Linked DNA regions of Mus musculus: region 1 is linked to region 2. The links are chromatin contacts, found by Hi-C or POLR2A ChIA-PET in ENCODE. All regions are on one chromosome and are shown on one strand. Each heading gives the region's core, a stretch centred on a gene start or an enhancer-like site at or near the end of the contact. The rest is flanking DNA. Distances are from core to core; before and after follow the strand shown.

Region 1 (7,169 bases), core at 489-2,988, 150 kb after region 2:
GACAAAGCACCCATACAAATCAATCAATCAGTCAATCAATCAATCCTCCAAAAATAAACCCCACCTTTACAGTAAAAGTGCACACTGAGGACCTCTGTCTTCTGGGCAGCTCGTGGCGGCTGCCATCTTGAAATCAGAAAGCAGTAGTTAGCAGCATGAACCCTCACATCCTGTGCCCGTTAGCATTTCCCCATGGACACAATGGCGGGCACCCAGGCTTATGCAGCACCTCCTATCTCTGAGGGTATAAATGTAGTTAACAATGCTGGAGGCATGGGAGAGACTCATTGTTGGTATAGCTACCCTTAAGTGGTCTATGCTTGAATGACCCCCAATTAAAACACTTATTTGGCCTGATGTTGTTATATCTGGGTAAATAAAAATGAATTTCCTGGGGAAAACCATTCAATAAAAATTGAAAGCCGGGTGTGGTGGCACACGCCTTTAATCCCAGCACTCGGGAGGCAGAGGCAGGTGGATTTCTAAGTTCGAGGGCAGCCTGGTCTACAAAGTGAGTTCCAGATCAACCAGGGCTATACAGTGAAACCCTGTCTCGAAAAAAAAAAATGACAATATTACTGATTTGGATATCAGTGAAAGCAAACGAGCAATATCTGGAGTAGGCCGAGGGTAGAGTGGTGGTAACCATGGGGCCTCCCACACAGCTTCATTCCCTTGCGCCAAGCCCCAGACAGCAAGGAGTATCATGGTTAACATCCTCTGATTCCACTAGCAGAATAATTAGAAGCCCTCAGATTAGTCGCCTGCTTCTGATGGAGACTGGCATTTTGCACAATATTTAGATACATGCTCCCAACCAACTTTGGGGTTAATCATATAGACATGTCTTACTCTGTAATCCAGGCTAGCCTCAAACTCACAATCCTGCCACAGCCTCCCAAGTGCTGGCTTTACCGGGGTACACCACCATGCCCAGCTGACAAACTTTTTCAGCTTTGCAGTTTGAATTCACATATTATAAAATCAAACAGTGAGGGGCTAAAAAGATGACTCCTGGTTAGGACCACTGGCTGCTCTTCCAGAGGACACTGGTTCAATCCCCAGCACCCAGAAGGCAGTTTAGTTCACAGTTGTTTGTAACTCCAGATACAATGGATCCGACATCTTCACTGAGATATGCATGCAGGCAAAACACCAATGCATATAATAGAAATAATTGGAAAAATATTAAAAAGTGAATGTAACAGTCACATAAGTGGAAGGTTTTTTTTTTTTTTCCTATTGCTCTAAGTACCAAGAAGATCTCAAGGTTTCAGTAACTATTTCATTTGATCTTGATTTAACCTAGTGGAAAATGGTAGAGATTAATTTCTTCTTTGTATATATGGCAAAGAGAAATGCATTTGCTTCCAGAAAATGTAGGTCTTAAAGGAGTTATTAGAAAAGCAAGGTTTAGGACTAGCCTCACACTGCAGCCCAGACTGGCTTCGAAGTTACCGCAATCCTCCTGCCCCAGCCTTGAGCTAGCCACTTCATATTGCAAACTTCAGACCTTTCTGAGGCTTTCCGTACTGCGGAGTTTATAATGCACCGCGACGAGACCTTGGGAAGCTGTCTTGTGACTGCAGAGGGTGGGAGAATAGGAATAAAAGCAGAAATGCGGCCGAAGTGGTGTACACGTCAGCTCAGGTTGCCTGTCTAGCACAGGCCTAGCGGAGAACCGAGGCCAGGCCCGAGGCCCCGCCCCGGGGCGTGTCTCCCCAAGGTCCCGCCCCCAGACGCCCGCAGCGGCCGCGGAGACACCGGAAGGAGCGGCGGCTGCCGAGGGAAGCGTCGGGCAGCGGTCGGGTTCTGCGGGCCGCGCTGCGGAACCGTTTTGCGGCCCTGCGGATCCGAGCGCTCAGGCTCCGAGGAGGAGTGCGCTGGGCGGCGGGCTGAGGTGAGCGCGGCGGACGGGCGGGCGGGCGTGCGGCGGCGGCGGGCCGGAGGGAGGGCGGGCGCGGCCGGGCTGAGGCTCGCCCCGGCGCGCGGCCCGGGCGGCTCGGTGGTCAGGGATCCGGGTCGGGGGGCGCGACCTGTGCGCGCCGCCCCGTTATTCATTGCTACGAACGGGAAAACCGAGGTGTCACCGTCCCAGTGGCGTGTCTTCGGCCGACGCAGCGTTTGGGTCGAGTCCAGTCGTAGCGTCTGTCGGTCGCAGCTTTTGTTCGGGTCACATTTCCACGGTGTGAGTGCTTTCCCAAGCGCTCAAGCATTTTTCAAATACAAAATGCTCCTCGTCGGAAAATTCGTCATGTTGACCTGTTAGGCAATGTGATTGATTTGATTGCCTTAGGGGCTTTGCACACAACTGAAGATTAGGGTTTACATTCTGTCGGAATCAGTATTAGGCCTGCGAAATGGAGCCAGGGGCTGACATCCTGGCTGGAGCAGAGTCTAACTAAACTGAAGACGCGTTTTACCAAAGGTCTCGAGACTTAGTGCTTAATGTAGAATTCTAGAATGTTCTCTCTCTCTCTCTCTCTCTTTTTTCTTCTTTAAATTTTTTCGAGACAGTCCAATGTCTGGCCTCCCAAGTCCTGATCCTCCTGCCTCCATCTCCCAAGTTGCTGGGATTCCAAATGTATTGCCACCATGTCATGCCAGATATTTTTTTGTTTGATCTGACAATTTTTTTCTTTACGAAAAACCTGTTACCAAAGATAATGAGAGTCAGGGTAGACTGCTCAAGCCTAGAGATGCCTTTGGCAGAAGATAACATTTGGAAGGTGGAGGAAGGTAGAGAAGGACTTCCAGGCTAGCCTAGGCTACAGGAGCCCCCATTTCAAAGCAAGCAAGCAAGCAAGCAAGCAAACCAAAGAGGCAGGGGAGGGGAGGGAGAGGGAGAGAATGAGACCATTTCTCCGAGTGTCTTCTGTGGTTGAGGGTGCAGTTGTATCTTATGGAAAGGTCAGAGCAAATCCGATGATTGCAGCAGGCTATTTGATCTTATGAATGCTGGCAGTGAGTTTGTACTGTTAATATAAGTATGGAAGAATGAAAATTTTATAACTTGTTTCAGTAACTTATACTATGCCGATAGTTTTGTTATTTCATTTACTTTGGCAAGATGAGAAAAACTACACAAATATACATGGGGGCTATATTTATGATTGCATGCTATTTTTTTTTTTTTTTTTTGGTTTTTCGAGACAGGGTTTCTCTGTGTAGCCCTGGCTGTCCTGGCACTCACTTTGTAGACCAGGCTGGCCTTGAACCCAGAAATCCGCCTGCCTCTGCCTCCCGAGTGCTGGGATTAAAGGCGTGTGCCACCACGCCCGGCTTGCATGCTATTTTTTGATCTGCATTGCCAGTTTTCAGTTACTTTCCTTTTTAGTTCATGTAGTATATGAATAAGCAAATCTCTCCACATAGTTGCAGCAAGTAGGTGATTTGCTGTTTTCAGGATCCTTTCACTTACAAAATCTTACTTGATTCTGTTCCTGTCCTCTGACGAATGCCAAATAGCCTTTTCCCAAGTCAGAGTTTCAAGCTTGTGTAAGGATCAGCCTTTCCTTCTGAAACAATATTGCCAAACCAGCCTGTACTAGAAATTAGAATTCAGGTGGATTAAGGCTGAGCCAGGTCGTGGTGATATGCACCCCTTTAATCCTAGCACTTGGGAGGCAGAGGCGGTCTTAACCTCTGTACATTCCAGGCCAGCCTGGTCTACAGCGAGAGTTGACAGCCATGGCTACACACACAAACCCTGTCTCAATCAGTCAATCAAGCAACCAAGTGGAATAAAGATTATAAAATTATGAGAGACTTAAATGCAGCGTTTTAAAAGCTTGAGTTTTTTTTTTTTTTTTTTTTTTCTTTTTCTTTTTTTGAGACATGCTGGCCTTGAAATTGCTTGCGGCTCAGGATGACCTTGAATCCCTCTGGACTTGCACCATCTCCTGTGCTGGGACTGTAGTGCTTACCAACCTGCTGGTGCAAGAGTCTGTGCTGCAAGAAAATGACGTAAAATGCTCAATGATGTCTAAGAGGGGAAATGTGGATTATTTGAAAAAATAAAGAGATGAGGGGATAGTATTGCCCAGATGGGCCTGGAACCTCACTTTTTCCTATTCTAGCCTCCTCGGTGGCTGGGCCCACAGTACCACATCTGCTCCAGATCTGTTCCCTCAGTATAGGTGCAGTTCTAAAGCTGTTAAAAGTCTACATTGGGGTTTCAGGAGCATGTTGGTAGTAGAACAAAGAATTTGAGGTGAGTACAGTTGGTTTATCTTTCTATAAGAAGATTCACGGGGCTGGAGAGATGGCGCAGTGTTTAAGAGGGCTTACCAAGGTCCTGAATTAAATTTCTAGCTCAAGTAGGTAGCTTGAACACCTTTATCTGGTTTCCATGGACACAAGCAAACACACATACACATAAAATAATACAAATAAAGCACCCGTAGGGCACATGAATTTTGTGCAGTGTGGTGTCTGTATGTGTAATGAGAACTCATATTTAAGAGACAGTGCATTTGTGTTACTTCAGAGAGTAGGTAGGTCAGTAACCTGTTGAAGGCAAGGCTCTCCTAATAAGAGGAGTGGCCCATAGGGCTGTAGCGATGTGGGAGAGCACTTAGTATGCACAAGGCCCCGACTCTGCTCCCCAGAACTACGGGGTGGGAACCGAATGCAACATGTTTTCTAAAACTCTACAGTTGAGTAGGGTCTTTGCTGTGGGTTAGCCCGGGGCCTGTGCATGCTAGGCAAGCACCTGTAACCCCCTAGCTGATTCTTTGCTTTTTATTCTGAAACTAGCCTCACTGTGGTATCTTTACCTCCAGAGGGCAGAGGGCAGAGGGCAGAGGGCAGGGGCAGAGGGCAGGGGCAGAGGGCAGAGGGCAGAGGGCAGGGGCAGAGCAGCAGATCGTGAACTCACTTTGTAGCCTTGAATTTGTTACTTTTTTTCCTTTCCTTTTTTTTTTTTTTTTTTTCTTTTTGGTTATTTTGATGGAGTCTCATAAAGGCAAGGCAGAAACTTGCTGTGTAGCCCAGGCTAGCCTGGAACTTGCTGTGTAGCCCAGGCTAGCCTGGAACTTGTGATCCTTCTCTCTCCACTTCTGAATAGCTGGGATTATTGGCTTGGACCACCAGTTCTGGCAGATGGAGTCTTTTTGCTTGTTTGTTTTTAATAGAAGTACATATGGTGAGAACCTTATGGGTATTATAAAATCCTTCAGGCCTAATTCTCTTGAGAACCTTATACTTATTCTAGGATATATACTCTTGTTTTTTTTTTTTTTTGTTTGTTTTTTTTTTTTTTTGTTTTTTGAGACAAGAGTCGCACTATGTCCTGGTCACTGTAGACCAGGGGTCTGCCTGCCTGGCCTCTGGAGGTAAAGGTGTGTGGTGCTGCTCCCTGTCTTGCTTCTTCCTTCTTTAGTTCCTGTACTTAAAGTACATTTAAACCCTCTCCTAAAACACTCCAGATGTGATTCATAATAAATAAATGATAGGAAGGTCTTTTGGAGGTTTAGCTGACGGAGACAATCCCCCTCCCCCTCCTCCTCCTCCCATACAGAGTGAATTCCTAGGGAGGTGAGACCCTGAGGCTGGAAGATTAACTTGGGTAGCTTTAGGTTCGACTGAATTTTGACAGCTTAAACCCCTTTAAATGAACGTGAATTGATTGTACAAACGCATTACTGGAGTCCTGTGTGATTTCAGTGTGTACATACTGGGACAGCATCCTTTCTGAGGCTTCTCTGTAGTGTCTCTTGAACTCAGACCTTGTGGTAACAATATGGGTGTGGGTGCTATTCCATAAACTGTGAGGAAGGGAGTATAGCCCCTAAGGAGTGAGCAACCAAGGGCTTAAAGCTGCAAACTGTAGAGAAATGTCCCTTAGTGCAGCTGGGCATGGTGTTTTCTACTTACCCTGTCCTTGCTCACTGTGACTGCTTCAGAAATGCTCCCTTGTGAGGAACAGGCAAGTTCCTGACGTGCTAGGGAACTTAGGAGAGAAGCAAGGTGTTGAGGTACCTGGAAGCTGTACTACAGCTATCACTAAGATCCGAGGTAGGTTCAAAGGGTATTGTGGCTCGGTATCAGTGGTGTTAGCCCATGCTCTCATTCAGTAATCCTGGTGTGACAGAACTGAGCTGAGAAGTGGTAAAAAGACACAGCTTGGCAGTAGAAGGGAAGGAGAGGGTCGAAGGGCAATGAAGTTAGGAAGCCTCTGCCACTGGCTTCCAAGTTATTTCAGGAGAATGAAGGAACAGCAGAGTAGGTCGGGGTGGAGAGGTGATGGTTGGTACTGTCAGTCTGCTTTCAGGGCTTGTAGCAACCCTGAAGTAGTGAGCCAGTGAGGCTGTGGTACTCATGGGAGGTAAACAAGACTGGATGGTTACAATTGGTTATGAAATCCCAAAGAAGGCACTTTGAATAGGTTTGGTGGAAGCATTACTCAATGACTTAAAAGGCTTATTTGCCCATTCATTCATTTTGAGACAAGGTCTCCCTGCGTGGTCTCAGAGTGGCCTTGAACTAACAGTCTTTGGCATCCACCTCCAGGGCAGCGATTACAGGTGTGTACTAACACTCCTGGCAGTGTGTATTCCTTCACGATCGCTAATGTTATCTTCAATGAACAAATAGAAAGGCTCAACCATTTTCTTTATAGTGGCTGTCACTGGAATATGGTGGTTGCATTTGCTTTTCTGTCTGTACCTGTCTGAACAAGTTGTTTATTTGTGGTGATATTGGGGAAGGAACCTACAGTCTCATGGATGCTGGGAAGACACAGGACCACTGGGCTGCACTCTCTAGACTTCATGGCTGTCCTTTTTGTTTCTGTCTCCATGTGTCACTCTGTAATCCAGACTGCTGTCACAATGGTGGAGCTTCCTTGTCTCTCTAATGGAATTACAGCCGTGGGCTGGGCTGCTGTGTTGCTGCAGTGGCTGTCCTTGTCCTTGGTCTTGTTTGATGTAAGACTTAAGGCTCAGATTACTTGAGGATTTTATTAGACCTCTGGCAAATTTGTTAACCCTTTCATGTTTTCTCTCCCATAGTTGTTATGATTAGTTCAACTAGATAAACTAAAACTGACCATGACGTTCCACTTACTGGGCAGATTTTTAAGAAATTTCTTTTTAAGATTATCATAAATTATATCATTTTCCCTTTCCCTTTCCTCCCACCAAACCTTCCTATATAGCCTTCCTTGA
Region 2 (7,495 bases), core at 1,364-3,863:
GGGTGGGGTGCTGCGGATTGAGAGCGGGGCTCTGCATGCTTAGCTAGTGCTGTGGCCCTGAGCTACAACTCCTCCTAAGCCGACAGAGCTTTGCAGTCACTGTGTGCTAGGTTACCAAATAGTAAGAAACAGAAGAGCTCAACAGTCTTCACTCTCCTATATTTTCAGGTAGCTAATAACTACAGAGTATTTCTGAATAATAAATTTCAACACTTTAAGCAACCAGTCCTGCTTCATGCTTCGTTCCTTGCTTAGAGCACTGATCTGGGCTAAGAACACCAAGAACAAAAAAAGACTCAGGGTATACAGAAATTGTGATTTAGTCACTGGTAATGATCAGTAAAAAAAAATAAGAGGAAGAAAAAGAAAAAGAAAAAGAAAAAGAAAAAGAAAAAGAAAAAGAAAAAGAAAAAGAAAAAGAAAAAGAAAAAGAAAAAGAAAAGAAAGATAATTTGGGGAGTGAGTTACTCTAAAAAGCACTGCCAAGAGAAAACGTAAAGAATTAAGAGTACCAGCTGGTATACTTGAAAACTCTGAAGTCAAACACGATTAATGAGCCTGAATCCTACGGCTTAACACAGAGGTGCACTTGAGCACTCCATAAGATGGAGCCAAATAACCTGCGTTTACACAAGTGGCTTTGTGGGAACTCACACACCACTCCACCTACTCAAGAGTGGCCAGAGTACTGGCACTGTCTCAAGAGCCTGCTCGCTCCTGAGAGGTCACACCACGGCATTCTCAACTGTGTGACCATGGGGAACAGACAGCCTCAACTATCCACATCTTGCTTCTTGTAATTACTCACTCACTTTGTAAGAACTTGACACTGTGGATTTGCACGAATTACAACCACAGGCAGCAGCATGCTTGGGACTGACCCAAAATTAAAGCAGGAGGAAAAGGGCCCACCACTGCTCTGAGTTGTCGGTTTAGTTTGCTTAATGCATGGCCCTGTTTGAAGGACTTCTAATTAGGGAAATCTGGTGTTTAAATGCTATAAACAAGGGGAAAACAGTATGTTTCCATAGCCACCGTGACTTAAAAGACATTAGGGGAAGAATAATGCAAAAGAACTTTAGTCTGTTTTAACACTTGAAAACCCCAGAACTCACGTGAACTAATGCATGGTTGCCGCTGCTGCTGACTGACAATTTCAAACTCCTACTTTATGGCCACATTTACGACATTTATGGACATTTATGGAGATGCTGGACAAAATTCGGAATGGTAAAAGGAGATTCTCAAAGGCTACTGAGCTCACTGAGTCCTGATCTCAGAAGGCAAGAAAAAAAGTATGGCTGAGGGAAAGGGCAGCTGTCATGCTTCCTCTTCAGCCACATAGTAAAATTTCCAAAAGAAATAGTTAACTAAAACAAACTCAGTCATTGTTCCAACTAGGTGGCCATTTTGGGTTAGAGAAGGAGAGGGAGGGCGGGAGGGCGGGGGGGGGGGGGGAGGAAGAGAGGGAGGGAGAAAGAGAGAGAGAGAGAGAGAGAGATCTTGTTCTCCTGGCACAATATTAACTGTTTATAATTAAGCTAAAAACTTGTTCTGGTATTTTATGACATCAGGGAAATTCTTTCCTCTCTAGGCAGATTGCCAAAAACAACTAGAAGCTAAATGCCTGTGCCTTCTGCTTCTACGACACACCACTCCGTCTTGTTCAGTTTCAACTAGCGTCGCTCTAAAAGGACAAAAAACTTCTTGTTTTTCTAAATAAAACATAAATGGCCCAGAATTTGAATTGCCGATCTTAAAATTTTAAGTGACTGAAGATTCTATTAATTCTGGCAATAAAATCATTAAAAACAAAACAGGTTGCATAAGACTTTTAAACAATTCATTCACAGGCATGAGAATTTAAGGTTTCTTTTAAAATATAAAATGCTAAAACAATAAGTCTAACAGGAGAATATGAATAATACAATATTCTAAGAAAAAAACCCACAAAGACAAACATGACATTTCATTCATAGCTCATTCAAATAATCAAGGATTAAACCTTAGTTTTAACCTGTTATTTTTCTTTTTATTTTAGTATGTCTGATGTTCTCATGTAACGATAACCAGAAGGCTGAGAGAGAGAGAAAAAAAAAAGCTACGATTCAGACACTGCCAAAGGTACAGAAATATGCAGCTTACCTTCTTCGCCAAACTGATCATATATTTCTCTCTTTTTAGGATCACTCAGTACTTCATACGCTTCTGCGACCTCTTTAAATTTTTCCTCTGCTTGAGGAGATTTGTTCTTGTCCGGGTGAAATTTGAGGGCTTGCTTTCGGTAAGCCTTTTTAACATCTTCATCTGTAGCTCCTTTGTCAATTCCCAAAATGTGATAATAGTCTTTCCCCATTTCGAATGCCTTGAAATGAACTTAGATTTCCCTTTGTAAAAGAAAACAGCGTCCCCAGGCTTAGCAACACAATGATCCTGAGAAAATAAAGCAAGCTGGGTATCTTACAAGTTAAAGCAAATCAGCAACTCGGCTCAGCTGTCCAGAGGCAGCAGGCAGCGTCTCTATTTAATTCCTCCCCGGCAGCTCACTTACAGATAAATAGACACCGCACGGAGACGGCCTCAGCTAGACCCTCCCACTTCAACTACGTGTCTCTGTACTTTCTAGAACAGCGAACGAACGAACGCTACAGGACGTCACTTTCCCAGCGGCCTCTAGGCAAAGTACTGAGCTGTGCCTCTCCTCCTCCACGATTAACTATTCCCTTTCCTTCGTCCTAGCTGTACCCTTTTATTTCCTGTGGATTTAGCAAACCAGCACAGAATGCCGCAACTACATATACATTTACTCCATTAGAGGTAAAAAGGCAACAGAAATAATTATAGCCATTAGGCATCCCATGTTAAACTGATTATACAGTCAGAAAAGCCCTCAACTTACAGTAGGTATTCTAACTTCAATTTCAAGTTACCTAGCTATAAAATGTGCAGAACTAAAATATGAGGTGTTTACATTTAAAATCTTCAAATAATTTGGGTCATTTTCAAAATTTCTGGGGTCTATCGATCTGAAAAGTGAGGGAGCCACTATATAAAATGTCACATGGTAAAAGGACTGTTATAACATTGAAAAGCAGTATTTTAACATAAATAGGTGACTTAAGAATGGTTTTAACTAGGGGTTCTTTTTTTTGGAGGGGGGATAATACTTAATAAACCATTCCTTATCACAATGAAACGGAAAAGCCCATTCTGAGGGGGTCTTTATACTGCAGGGAATGTAGGGGAGAGAGGATCAGATTCCAGCACGCTCAGGTCAGTGTAACTGTCACCCGGGACCAGTTTACGGCCTGGATGGATTAGTTAGGAGAGGCAGTTAGGTAACAAGTTCCTTCAAAACACATTTCCCCTAATTTTAAGTATTTACTTGTTGACAAAGATTTTTTTGAAACAAGTGGGGGGGGGTTTTCTCCCTATCTTTTTAGTATTCCCTTGTAATATTAGTATATTTCATACCTTTAAAAAACATTTGTTGCGATTTGTTGTAATTTTTTAAATCAACAGTTTTAATCATTTTACATTTATATGTTATCTGATGCTTTCCTTCTTTAAAAATGTATCTTGAATAGATGAGAAATATTTTGAATGTAAATAACTCATCTTTTATCTCTTTTGTGGGTTTTCAATCTGTACCAGCTGGCTTTGTGTGTCAACTTGACACAAGCTGGAGTTATCACAGAGAAAGGATCAGGATCAAACATTTCTTTTTCACATTCCATGTCCCAAAGACCATGGGGAAGTTAACATCAGCAGTCATCATGAGAGTGCGACTCTGAAAGTGCATATGCCATCACACTCACCTATAAATATCTACCTGCTAATACAGGTGTAGGGGGTAGACTTGAGAGAGACTATGAAGAGAAGAGAAACTACAATTAGTAAATTAACTGCATTTAAAAATTGAATTCTTCTATTAACATGAAGCTCGAATTCTCCTTGTTTTATTACAAGTATCTAGCCTGCTGTATCATGCAATAATTCAGGACTCAGAAAAGCATAAATTTATTTTTATGTATATCAAAAAGCTTAAATGTGATTATTTTATCAATGTTAACAGCAACAAAGTTTTTGTGCATAATAGTATGTTGAAGTCAAATGCTACTCTATTTTAATGACAGGTGGATGGGCCAGAGGTAATTAAAACTCTGAAAGTCACTGATTTTGCTCCTAGCACTTTACTCAATGTTCTTACTCGGGATGCTATGCTTTAATAACCGTACAAGAGTGGTCTGTACAGAAGACAGCACTTACACCCCATACCTACAAGTAGAACACATCGTCCAACTGACACCATCTTTCTCTAACTTGATTTTCATTTCTACTTAACAAAAAACTCTTAGCTGTTGTGATGGTTCACACTGGAATCCCAGCACTCAAGGACTGAGGTAGATGAAGGCCAGTGTAAGGCACACAGTGAGCTCAGGGCCAGCTTGAGCTATGTAATAAAACCCTGCCCTTGATATACTGTGAGGAGCACAAAGACATGCGCTGACTTCTAGAACTACTTAGAAAAAAAAATCAATTTTAAAATTAGGTCACTAAAAAGGCTAACGCAGGAGAATGGCTAGTTTTAGGCCAGCCTAGGCTACAGAGAGAGATGCCGTCTCCATTAATTATTAAGATAATCTCAAAAATATTTGAGAACATACTAATATTTTACTGATGTGCTTGTTAAAAATTTTTCTACCAATATTTAATTTTTAAACAGGTCATGTTCAATCCTGGAGTTTTTCTTTTATGTATATGTACTGGCTAGTTTTGTGTCAACTTGACACAGCTGGAGTTATCACAGAGAAAGGAGCTTCAGTTGAGGAAATGCCTCTATGAGATCCAACTGTAAGGCATTTTCTCAATTAGTGATCAAGGGGGAAAGGCCCCTTGTGGATGGGACCATCTCTGGGCTGGTAGTCTTGGGTTTTATAAGAGAGCAGGCTGAGCAAGCCAGGGGAAGCAAGCCAGTAAAGAACATCCCTCCATGGCCTCTGCATCAGCTCCTGCTTTCTGACCTGCTTGAGTTCCAGTCCTGACTTCCTTGGTGATGAACAGCAGTATGGAAGTGTAAGCCGAATAAACCCCTTCCTCCCCAACTTGCTTCTTGGTCATGATGTTTGTACAGGAATAGAAACCCTGACTAAGACAGTATATGAGCACAATGTAGCTGTCTTCAGACACACCAGAAGAGGGCATTGGATCCCATTACAGATGGTTATGAGCCACCATGGGATTGCTGGGAATTCAACTTCAGATAATCTCAAATACTTGAGAACAGATCAATATTTTACCAATGTACTTAGAGTTTCTCATATAATGAACTTATATTAGAAAATCATGACCTCTAGTTCCCTACACTTCCTACCCAAAGATTAGGAATTTTTAGCCTCTTTTATTCTATGTTCTTAGTGCTTCTGACAGTTGCATATCTAACCTCAAAGCTAAGTGTGCCCAATGGTCACTACATCTGTCAAGGCAGCAGATATGGCAGTGCACTAACTGCAAATCTTGGCAGGCTGAGGCAGAAAGACTGCTGTTGAGCTTTAGTACAGCCTGGACTATAGAGTGAGCCGCAAGTCATCATCATGGGCTACATGGCAAAGAAAGAAAGAAACAGACAGACAGAGGGAGAGAGAAAGAGAGAGAGAGGGAGAGGGAGGGAGGGAGGGAGAGAGAAAGAAAGAGACAGAGGGAGAGAGAAAGAGAGAGAGGGAGGGAAGGAGGGAGGGAGGGAGGGAGGGAGGGAGGGAGGGAGGGAGGAAAAGAAAGGACAGAACAGAGAGAGAGAGAAAGAGAGAGAGAGGGAGGGAAGTAGGGAGGGAGGGAGGGAGAGAGAGAAAAAAAGGACAGAACAGAGAGGGGGGAGAGAGAGGGAAGGAGGGAGGGAGAGAGAGAGAGAGAGAGAGAAAGAAAGACAGAATATAGAGAGGGGGAGAGACAGAGAGAGAATATGAATTTTAAGGGCTGGAGAAAAGTGGTAAAAATGCATGTCTGCCTTGTATCAGACCCTGGGTTTAATCCCCAGGGGACAGAAAGGAGGAAGAAGGAAGAAAACCCACAGTGGGACTAAGGAACATCTAAACAATTATTTAAAGTACTTGTTAAAAGCAGTCTCTGGAGTCAAGCTGTGGTGGTTTGTTTATGCTCAACCCAAGAAGAGACACTAGGTGTGGTCTTGTTGGAGTAGGTGTGTCACTGTAGGCGTGGACTTTAAGACTATCATCCTAGCTGCCTGGAAGTCAGTATTCTGCTAGCAGCCTTCAGATGAAGATGTAGAACTCTCAGCATCTCCTGCACCACGTCTGCCTGGATGATAAAGGACTGGCACCATGTTCCTGCCTTGATGATAATGGACTGAACCTCTGAACCTGTAAGCCAGCCCCAATTAAATGTTGTCCTTAAAAGAGTTGCCTTGGTCATTGTGTCTGTTCACAGCAGTAAAACCCTAGGACACAGCCTTGCTGGATTAGAATTCTGGTAATGTCACTCACCAGTTGTGTGGCCTGAGATCGAAACTCTATGTCTCAGTTTCTCTATCTGTCAGTGGGGTTAATATCGACTTTGTAGGGCTGCCATGTGGATTAAATAAGCTAACACACTATATTTAAATATCACTGACACTGTGAAGATTAAAGGTGTCAGATACTTTTTATGATTTTATTATATGAAATCCAACAACTTACTTTCAGAAAACAATCATGTCATGTGTAACACTGTTATTTATAAAATTACACCCACACACATAAATGCAAAAAAAGCTATGTTTGGCTCTTTCCGAATATTCCTGTTAATATATGCTATTTACAAACCTGGATTCTGTTCATCCCAGCATTTGAGAGGCAGAAGCAATTCATCTCTGTGAGTTAAGAGGCCAGCCTGACCAACAAAGTGAGTTCCAAGAAAGTCTAGGTTGCTATGTAGAGAAACCCCGTCTCAACAAACAAACAAAAAACAAAAGACAAAGCAAAACAAAAAAAGCTACAAATGTCTCATAAAGACATAAGTATGTGTCTATTTATTTATGCTCCTGGTTTCTAATGTCAGCTCTGCCACTTAACCAGGTAAAACCTGCTCTAGAGTTAAACTTAAAAGATTATTATTAATCCAGGTGTGGCAGTGTAAACCTTTAATTCCATCAGAGGCAGGAGACTCTCTATGACTTGGAGACCACTCTGATCTACACAGTGAATTCCAGGACATTCATGGCTATGTGGATAGATCCTATCTTAATGGCCCCTCACAAAAAAAAAAAAAAAGAAAGAAAACACTGAAATGTATGACATATACATACAAATTTTGCACTATTTTAAGCTATACAAACTATTTTGCTATCAGTGAAAGACTACTGATAAAAATCTCCATTTACTCTAGATTTCAGTTTGCAAAAAAGCATTTATCAAAACAAATAAGTAACTGTCAGACTGATCTCAAAGGACTCAGATACCCCCATGTTTTCATGCCTTGAGCCAAGATTCCTTCAGACTTT

The links. Hi-C counts contacts between places; a loop is a spot of excess contacts on that map. ChIA-PET counts read pairs that join two places held with the same protein, here RNA polymerase II (POLR2A).
Region 1: a map of T-helper 17 cell shows a loop between it and region 2 (2.3-fold over the local background). The contact joins the promoter of Usp33 here to the promoter of Dnajb4 in region 2. A Hi-C loop is called at or near these places in 1 of 37 maps with a recorded cell type or tissue (T-helper 17 cell). POLR2A ChIA-PET finds 5 or more read pairs at or near these places in 1 of 5 experiments (Patski).

Annotation. Positions count from the first base shown.
Region 1 is chr3:152,344,740-152,351,908 of GRCm38, forward strand. It overlaps Usp33 (ubiquitin specific peptidase 33), which reads left to right and starts at 1,739. Exons shown (of 24, transcript NM_133247.3): 1 at 1,739-1,900.
Region 2 is chr3:152,191,232-152,198,726 of GRCm38, forward strand. Dnajb4 (DnaJ heat shock protein family (Hsp40) member B4) reads right to left here and starts at 2,614. Exons shown (of 3, transcript NM_025926.5): 1 at 2,146-2,614. The coding sequence starts at 2,356. It overlaps Gm40180 (a long non-coding RNA gene), which reads left to right and starts at 6,340. Exons shown (of 3, transcript XR_867759.3): 1 at 6,340-6,379.